Linked DNA regions of Homo sapiens: region 2 is linked to region 1. The links are chromatin loops, found by intact Hi-C in ENCODE. Cell type or tissue: B cell. All regions are shown on one strand. Links, peaks and the distances in the headings refer to the core of each region. The heading gives the core; the rest is flanking DNA.

Region 1 (4,386 bases), core at 78-4,077:
ACCAGCTTGAGCAACATAGTGAGACCCCATCTTTAAAAAAAAAAAAAGGAATAAATTTGCCGGGTGTGGTGGCACGCACCTCTAGTCCTAGCTACTTGGGAGGTGGAGGTGGTAGGATCCCTTGAGCCCAGAAGTTCAAGGCTGAGGTGAGCTATGATAGTGCCACTGCACTCCAGCCGCGGTGACAGAGTAAGACTCTGTCTCTTAAGGGAAAAAAAAACCAAAATACTAAATCCAAATTGCAGCCATGGAGTCTGGACATTGTTCTAGAGGAAGTAGAGGCATTGCTGGAATTTCTATGAAGTCACACTAAACTCACTTGTCTTCCTCTCACTCTCATATTTGTCCCTCCTCTTCCATAGCCCTGTTCACTTAACACTAGCTCTAGACAGCTCTGGCCTCCCAGCGCAGAATCCTGGGTGTTATGCTCCCTCCCTCTCCTTATATTCAACTGGTCACCAAGTCTTATAGATTCTATAGTCTAAATGTCTCCAACAGTGTCCCTTCTTTTTCATCCCCAATTGCCACTACCTTTGTTTTTGTTTGTATTTTTGAGATGCAGTCTCAGTCTGTTGCCCAGGCTGGAATGCAGTGGCGCAATTTCGGCTCACTGCAACCTCCACCTCCTGGGTTCAAGCGATTCTCATGCCTCAGCCTCCAGAGTAGCTGAGATTAGTAGTGCATCACCATGCCCAGCTAATTTTTGTATTTTTAGTAGAGACAGAGTTTTGCCATGTGGCCCAGGCCGGTCTCGAACTCCTGACCTCAGGTGATCTGCCCACCTTGGCCTCCCAAAGTGCTGGGATTACAGGCGTGAGCCACCGCGCCCGGCAACACAATCTCTTATCTAGAATAAATCGGTCACCTCACCGGAGGTTTTCCCTGCCTCCAATTCTCTCCACATCCAATCCACTCCTATAGCACCTAGCATGATCACTCTAACAAGGCAATTATTCATACCTCTCCTTAGCTTAAAAAGCCTAAGTAATTCCCCAGTACCTGGCATGTGGATTCCAAGACCTTTGATGACCTGACTCCAGCTCTGTACCCCTCATTTCTCACTCTTGAAAACCCTGGGGTCAAACCACTCTGGGTTTCTTTTTGACATCAGTATATGCTGCACAGTGCGAGCCTCTGTGACAATGGGCACTACCCCCCTTTTTTCCCCTTTTTGTCTGTTTTTTTCTTCCCCAACCTCTTCTGTGCTTCCAAAGTGTTGTCATATCTTCCCCATAGCATTTAACACATTGGAGCTTTTGAGGGTAAGAGCTTTGTTTTATCTTCATATAACTTTTCAGGACATAATAGGTGCTAAAGAAATGTTTTTGAATAAATGAATGAGTTGGTTGATGCTAGGCTCCTTTGCATTTGTCCTGTCTCATTTCTGCATTCTAACGCACGATAGGCAAATAGGGCTGTTTTTCTCTCTCATTTTCAAGACCTGAAAGACTGTGGTGTATACAGGAATCAGTTTAAGTGTTCAATTATGTGGCATTTCTTAGCCATCTTCCCAGGGGAGTTGGTAAGCACCAGATGCAACTCTATCAATGACATTTTGGTCATAGAACCATTGTTGGCTTAACCCATCTCTTGCTTATTTTAAAACATTTTCTGAATAGAGGTCAAGAACATCGTCTTCGGCCTCAGATAGCCTGGGTTTGACAAAGATAGCAAGCTTTGTCACTTTCTGACTTTTGGACTTAGTTAACTCACCTGAAAAATGGGAACAATAATACAAGCCACAGTTATGAGAATTCAACGAGATAATGCATGTACAGCACCTGGCACATGGTAAAACGCTCAATAAGTGGTAGTTAGTAGGCTTAATGTATCTCGGTGCCCAGGGGTAGCGCAGTAGCCATGGGGAGCTCCTGAGAGAGAAAGCACAGCCTAAGGGGAGGATTTGGGGCCCGGGATGGCGATGGCGACGGTTGGGCTGCAGTACCGTCTAGGCCGCATTCCTCTCCTTGGGCCCCTAGCCACCCCCTCCCCGCCTGGTTCCCGGGCTGCAGACTCTTCCCCGCCCCCTCGCTCCCACTTCCCCACCGGAGGTCGAAGGCTGTAAACGCGGCGGGTGGAACCTTGTGTGGGCGGAACGCGAGTGCAGCGGTGGGAGGCTTCCGGGGGAGCTGCACGGGCGACGGGTCGGCGGAGACAGAAAAGCGCCGGACGCCGGGGTGATCATGGACGCTTGACAACCTGCGGGCAGGCGCCGGGAGGCCGAGCCAGCGACTAAGAGGACCGAGAGGTGGCGTGGACAGGTAGGAGCTAGCGAGAGGGTGGGCCGAGCGGGGCCGGCGCTCCAGGCTCGGCCAGACGATCCGGCTTAGAGCCCGCCGCCAAGGAAGCCCGCGGCCGTGCCCGCCCCGCCCCCGCCTTGGGGAGCGCGTCCCGCGGCTCCTCACTCCACGCCTGCGGCCCTGCTTGGAGCATACCGCCCACCGTGAGGTCTGCTGCAGCTTGCGACCCTCAGCTTCAGTGCTGTGGCTGCTTTCGCTCTCCCATCCCCAAAGGCTGCTCGTTTGCCCCTCTCCAGTCCATCCAAATAGCGCCCTCCCCTGACGGGAATTTATCTCCGCTCTGTGCCTAGCCTCTGGCCCTCCCACTCCAGAAGAAAGCGACTGTCTCCGTCTCTTTACATTCTCTGCGCCCACAGGCTTTGCTCCTTAAGCCGAGATTTTTTGAAGGGACAGAAGTTTCTCTCCATTTCCCTACCCCCTCTCCACCCCCACCTCCTAACATTGGGACTCTTTGCAGAGATCCCCATCTGTCTCTTCACACGGGTCCTCTTGGAAGGGCCTTTTCGCTCCTTCCCTCTTTACCGTCACCGACCCTCCTTTCTTCCCTACTCCTTTCCTTCTTCCTCGTATCCTCTCCCCTTCTCTTTTCCCTTTCCCTTCCGTCCTCAAACTCGTTGTTCCCCAGCACTTCATTGTTTTTCCTGTGTCTGGCCGGACCTTCTTAGGTAACCCTAAGTGAGGCGACATACTTGTTTCTCTAATACTGTGAAAGGGCAACTAATCTGTGTGCCTGCCAACACAAAACTTAGTTCCTCTTGCACCAAACTATTCTTCAAATTGTTCTTTGCTGCACTCTACTATACCGTTTTTCGTTCATTTTGTCACGCTGCTCTAATATGTATCATTCTTGGAGGAGAAATCTTACCTGGAACTCCTGTACACTCAGCGTGTAATTAGATTACACAATTGAGGGACCCTCCTGTACTTAATGTCTTCGGAGCGCTGATACAATATTTTCACTGTTTTCCCAAATCTTTTTATCGTTTTCTTGAGGTTTTTTTTTTTTTACACATTCTGAAGTCACGTTTGGTTAAAATGTCGTATCAGGAGGAGGCCGAATACAGGGATTTTTCCCCATGGTCTTACACAGCATGTATGTTCTTAGTTTGAATATATCGCTACTTTTCTTTCAAAATGATGTCTCCCTTTATCTGTGCTTACTTGACTTGATTAAATGAGACATCTTTCTTGTCTGGTTTTTTGTTTTCCTTATCTGTCTGGCTGTAGATTGGATTCTGATGACACAGTGGGAGCTGTAACTGATTGCTTTTGCTTACATCCGGTGCCTCTGTGTATAGGCAGTATCCTCCATTTCTTAACCAGAATGTATAAACGAGGTGGATATAAAACAGCTGCTGAGAAACTCATGTGTTTTTCTTTAGGTCCTGGTCAGGTTTAAGGACTTAGAAGGTGTTGCCTCTGGAGGAGGGACAGGTGGAAGTGAAATGACTTTTACAAAGTGTGTTTCAAACACCAGAATTTAGGACAAGATCCTTTTAACTCCAGGTTGAACTCCACCCATCTCATAAGGTGGTCATTGCATCTGGACTCAGGAACTGTTTTTTTTTTTTTTTTTTTTGAGACAGTCTCGCTCTGTTGCCCAGGCTGGAGTGCAGTGGCACAATCTTGGCTCACTGCAACCTCCACCTCCTGGGTTCAAGCAATTCTTGTGCCACAGCCTCCCAAGTAACTGGGACTACAGGTATCTGCCACCAGCCTAGCTAATTTTTGTATTTTTAGTAGAGATGGGGTTTTGCCATGTTGCCCATACTGGTCTCGAACTCCTCACCTCAGGTGATCCACCCGCCTCAGCCTCCCAAAGTGCTGGGATTACAGGCATGAGCCACTGCACTTGTCCTGTTTTTTCTTTATCAACACTATAAAAGTAAAGTATTCTGGTGTTTGATTCAGCACTGAATAGGCACAGACTTTGCAAAGGAGAAGGAAGAATGACTGACACAATTTTCTTTTGGACAGATTTCAAGGCCAGAGAATGGCAGGGGAACAGAAACCCTCAAGTAATCTCCTGGAGCAGTTTATTTTACTAGCCAAAGGTACCAGTGGCTCAGCCCTCACTGCTCTCATA
Region 2 (4,386 bases), core at 116-4,115, 140 kb before region 1:
CTCCGTGAGTCACATTTTTCTGCAAACTCCTGCCTGCAAACATGTCTCTTGCTTATTTATCTTTTTTTTTGGAGATGGAGTCTTGCTGTGTTGCCCAGGCTGGAGTGCAGTGGCGCGAACTTGGCTTACTGCAACCCCGCCTTCCGAGTTCAAACAATTCTCCTGTCTCAGCCTCTCAAGTAGCCGGGACTACAGGCACACACCACCATGCCCGGCTGATTTTTTTTTGTATTTTTAGTAGAGGTGGGGTTTCACCGTTTTGCCCAGGCTGGTTTCGAACTCCCGAGCTCAGGCAATCTGCCCTCCTTGGCCTCCCAGAGTGCTAGGATTACAGGCATGAGCCACCGAGCCCAGCCGTTTGTCTTTTGTCAGCTTCATTTGCAGGCTCCAGAACGCTGAACCTAAGAATTCAGCATGGTCTGCAGTGCAGCCCTCAGCTCTGTGTGCCAGAGGGAATCCCTTTCTGGAGGACCAACTCACACTAACCAAACTCATCAAGCACTGAGGAATAGACAGAAATAAATGGTGCTCTAACACCTGGACTTAGGGACACCACAGATAAAATCCTCTACCCAGAGACCAAGCTACCTCAGATCCTGCTGCCCAAAATTCCACCATCTAGTCATTTTGGGGGGTTAAAGCACCATAGTCCTATGAGGTCCCTTTGAAATGCAAATCCACTGCAGAGGAATACAGAATTACTCAACTCAGTATCCCTAGAATTTTGGAGGTGAGTAAGAAAATCCTAGAACTATCCTGAAATTTCTAACGATGTCTGGGTATTCCTGTTTCTATGGAAAGACATTATTTAATTAATTAATTTATTTTTTTTGAGACGGAGTCTCGCTCTGTCGCCCAGGCTGGAGTGCAGTGGCGCAATCTCGGCTCACTGCAAGCTCTGCCTCACGGGTTCACGCCATTCTCCTGCCTCAGCCTCACAAGTAGCTGGGACTACAGGCGCCTGCCACCACGCCCAGCTACTTTTTTGTATTTTTAGTAGAGACGGGGTTTCACTGTGTTAGCCAGGATAGTCTCCATCTCCTGACCTCGTGATCCGCCCGCCTGGGCCTCCCAAAGTGCTGGGATTACAGGCGTGAGCCACTGCGCCCGGCCAAGACATTATTTTTCAATGGACTGCTTTGGAAATGATCTGAGAAAAATAAAGAGAAAAAAACGAGGATGCTACTTCTATGTAGATAAGGAGCAATCTCCAAAGCATAGGTTGCTAAATAAAAAAGCAAATGCAGGCCAGCTGGGCACAGTGGCTCATGCCTGTAATCCCAGCACTTTGTGACGCCAAGGCGGGCAGATCACGAGGTCAGGAGTTTCAGACCAGCCTGGCCAACATGGTGAAACCCCGTCTCTACTAAAGATATAAAAAATTAGCCTGGCATGGTGGTGGGCGCCTGTAATCCTAGCTACTTGGGAGGCTGAGGCAGGAGAATCACTTAAACCTGGGAGGTGGAGGTTGCAGTGAGCTGAGATTGCGCCACTGCACTCCAGCCTGGGCCACAGAGGGAGACTCCGTCTCAAAAAAAAAAAAAGAGTTTGAGGCCAAGGGACAGGGTGGGAGAGAAACTTCTCACATTTTTTTTTTACCTTTTGAAATGTTGTCCCTTGTGCTCATTTATCTATTCAAAGAGCAGCTGTCCTTAAAGATTCTTTCCACCTGATATTGAAATTACAGATTTCCCTGCCTCCAGCTCTGACACCCCTGTTTTGTGCTCTGATGCTGACCTGCTCCCAGAGACTTCCTCCCAGTCAGGCGCACCCACTGCCTTGGGGAAGAGGTGTCCCAGGGAACAGAAGGACCAGCAGGAACCAGCGCCACCAGGGTGCCGTGTGGGCCAACCCCAGCAGATGGCAGCGTGTGGCCACTCAAGGTGTCTGGCCACTAAGGAGGGGTGCCAGGCCACCTGAGGCACAGGAGTGGAGACAGGGATGCCAGGAGGGAGGGCTGGTGGGGTGACCGTGAGTGTAGTTGGTGCTGGGCAGGGCTGCTTCCTCTTCTGTGCCACAGGCCCCTGGAGTCTAGGGGGGCCCAGGGACCTTTCTCAGAGTGGTTTTTGCATTTTTATTTTTATTTATTTATTTATTTTGAGACGGAGTTTCACTCTTGTTGCCCAGGCTGGAGTGCAATGGTGTGATCTTGGCTCACCGCAACCTCTGCCTCCCGGGCTTAAGTGATTCTCCTGCCTCATTCTCCCAAGTAGCTGGGATTACAGGCATGTGCCATGACGCCTGGCTAATTTTGTATTTTTTTTCTTTTTTTGTTTTGTTTTTTGTTTTGTTTTGTTTTTTGAGATGGAGTCTCACTCTGTCGCCCAGGCTGGAGTGCAGTGGCGCAATCTTGGCTCACTGCAACCTCCCCCTCCTGGGTTCAAGCGATTCTCCTGCCTCAGCCTCCCGAGTATGTGGGACTACAGGTGCAGGCCACCATACCTGGCTAATTTTTTGTATTTTTAGTAGAGATGAGGTTTCATCGTGTTAGCCAGGATGGTCTCCATCTCCTGACCTCGTGATCTGCCCGCCTTGGCCTCCCAGAGTGCTGGGATTACAGGCATGAGCCACCACGCCCAGCTAATTTTGTATTTTTAGTGGAGACGGGGTTTCTCCATGTTGGTCAGGCTGGTCTCAAACTCCTGACCTCAGGTAATCCGCCCGCCTTGGCCTCCCAAAGTGCTGGGATTGCAGGTGTGAGCCACTATGCCCGACATTTATTTTATTTTTTGAAACAGAATCTTGCTCTGCTGCCCAGGCTGGAGTGCAGTGGCACAATCTCGGCTCACTGCAACCTCCACCTCCTGGGTTCAAGCGATTCTCCTGCCTAAATCTCCCAAGTAGCTGGAATTACAGGTGCCAGCCACCAGACCCAGCTAATTTTTGTATTTTTAGTAGAGGTGGGGTTTCACTACGTTGGCCAGGTTGGTCTCAAACTCCTGGCTTCAAGAAGTGATACTCCTGCCTCAGCTTCCCCAAGTGCTGGGATGACAGGTGTGAGGGTAATTCTTTTTTTTTTTTTTTTTTTTTTTTTTTTTTTTTTTTTTTTAGACAGAGTTTTGCTCTTATTGCCCAGGCTGGAGTGCAATGGTGCGATCTCTGCTCACCGCAACCTCCACCTCTCGGGTTCAAATGATTCTCCAGCCCCAGCCTCCCAAGTAGCTAGGATTACACAGACGTGCCACCACGCCCAGCTAATTTTTTTTATATTTAGTAGAGACAGGGTTTCACCATGTTGGTCAGGTTGGTCTCGAACTCCTGACCTCAAATGATCCACCTGCCTCCACCTCCCAAAGTGCTGGGATTACAGGCATGAGCCACCATGCCCAGCCAAGGGTGATTCTTTATAAATGTATTCAATAACTAGATCCAGCAGTGAGCATGATAACTACGACTTTTTTTTTTTTTGAGACATGGTCTCACTGTTACCCAGGCTAGAGTGCAATGACGTGATCATAGCTCACTGCAGTCTCGACGTCCCAAATTCAAGCAATTCTCCCACCTCAGCCTCCCAAGTAGCTGGGACTACAGACGCATGCCATCATGCCCAGCTGGTTTTTTTTTTTTTTTTTTTGTAGAAATGGTTCTCACTATGTTGCCCAGGCTGGTCTCAAACTCCTGGACTCAAGCAAATCCTCCCACCTCAACTTCCCAAAGTGCTGGGATTACAGTCGTGAGCCACTGTGCCGGGCATTACCATGATTTCAAAATCATGATGAACATGAAGACATCCAAAATATCTTCCACAACTGTGGCGTGATAAGAAAATACCTCGGCAGGGCGTGGTGGCTCACGCCTGTAATCCCAGAACTTTGGGAGGTCGAGGTGGGCGGATCATGAGGTCAGGAGATCCAGACCAGCCTGGCCAACATGGTGAAACCCTGTCTCTACTAAAAATACAAAAATTAGCTGGGCATGGTGGCACGCACCTGTAATCCCAGCTACTTAGGAGGCTGAGGCAGGAGAATCGCTTGAACCTGGGAGGCAGAGGTTGCAGTGAGCCGAGATCACACCACTGCACTCCAGCCTGGCGACACAGCAAGACTCCATATCAAAAAATAAATAAATAAATAAAAAGGCCAGGCGCAGTGGCTCACGCCTGTAATCCCAGCACTTTGGGAGGCTGAGGCAGGCGGATGACGAAGTCGGGAAATTGAGACCATCCTGGCTAACGCAGTGAAACCCCGTCTCTACTAAAAATACAAAAAATTGAGCCAGGTATGGTGGCTCATGCCTGTAATCCCAGCACTTTGGGAGGCCGAGGTGGGCAGATCACGAGGTCAGGAGTTTCGAGACCAGCCCGACCAACATGGTGAAACCCCATCTCTACTAAAAATACAAAAATTAGCCGGGCCTGGTGGTGTGCACCTGTAATCCCAGCTACTC

What was found. Peaks named below come from ENCODE experiments on the same cell type or tissue, not always from the same donor. Only the 100,000 strongest peaks of a DNase experiment are listed, where the experiment ranks them.
Region 2: it touches region 1 in a loop (12-fold over the local background); 1 of 110 quality-filtered maps calls a loop at or near these places.

What each region holds. Positions count from the first base shown.
Region 1 is chr2:231,784,278-231,788,663 of GRCh38, forward strand. It overlaps COPS7B (COP9 signalosome subunit 7B), which reads left to right and starts at 2,168. Exons shown (of 7, transcript NM_022730.4): 1 at 2,168-2,261; 2 at 4,278-4,386. The coding sequence starts at 4,294. RefSeq lists silencers at 1,806-1,885, 1,896-2,075, 2,166-2,425. In B cell, for the core only: CTCF peaks have their summits at 2,531 (motif pointing left) and 2,752; a DNase peak (open chromatin) is centred at 2,144; H3K4me3 peaks cover 1,468 bases; H3K27ac peaks cover 1,618 bases.
Region 2 is chr2:231,646,911-231,651,296 of GRCh38, forward strand. No RefSeq gene overlaps it. Among named protein-coding and RNA genes, the nearest start is that of TEX44, 56 kb to the left of the region's middle. RefSeq lists an enhancer at 1-100. In B cell, for the core only: CTCF peaks have their summits at 1,868 (motif pointing right) and 2,072; a DNase peak (open chromatin) is centred at 1,861.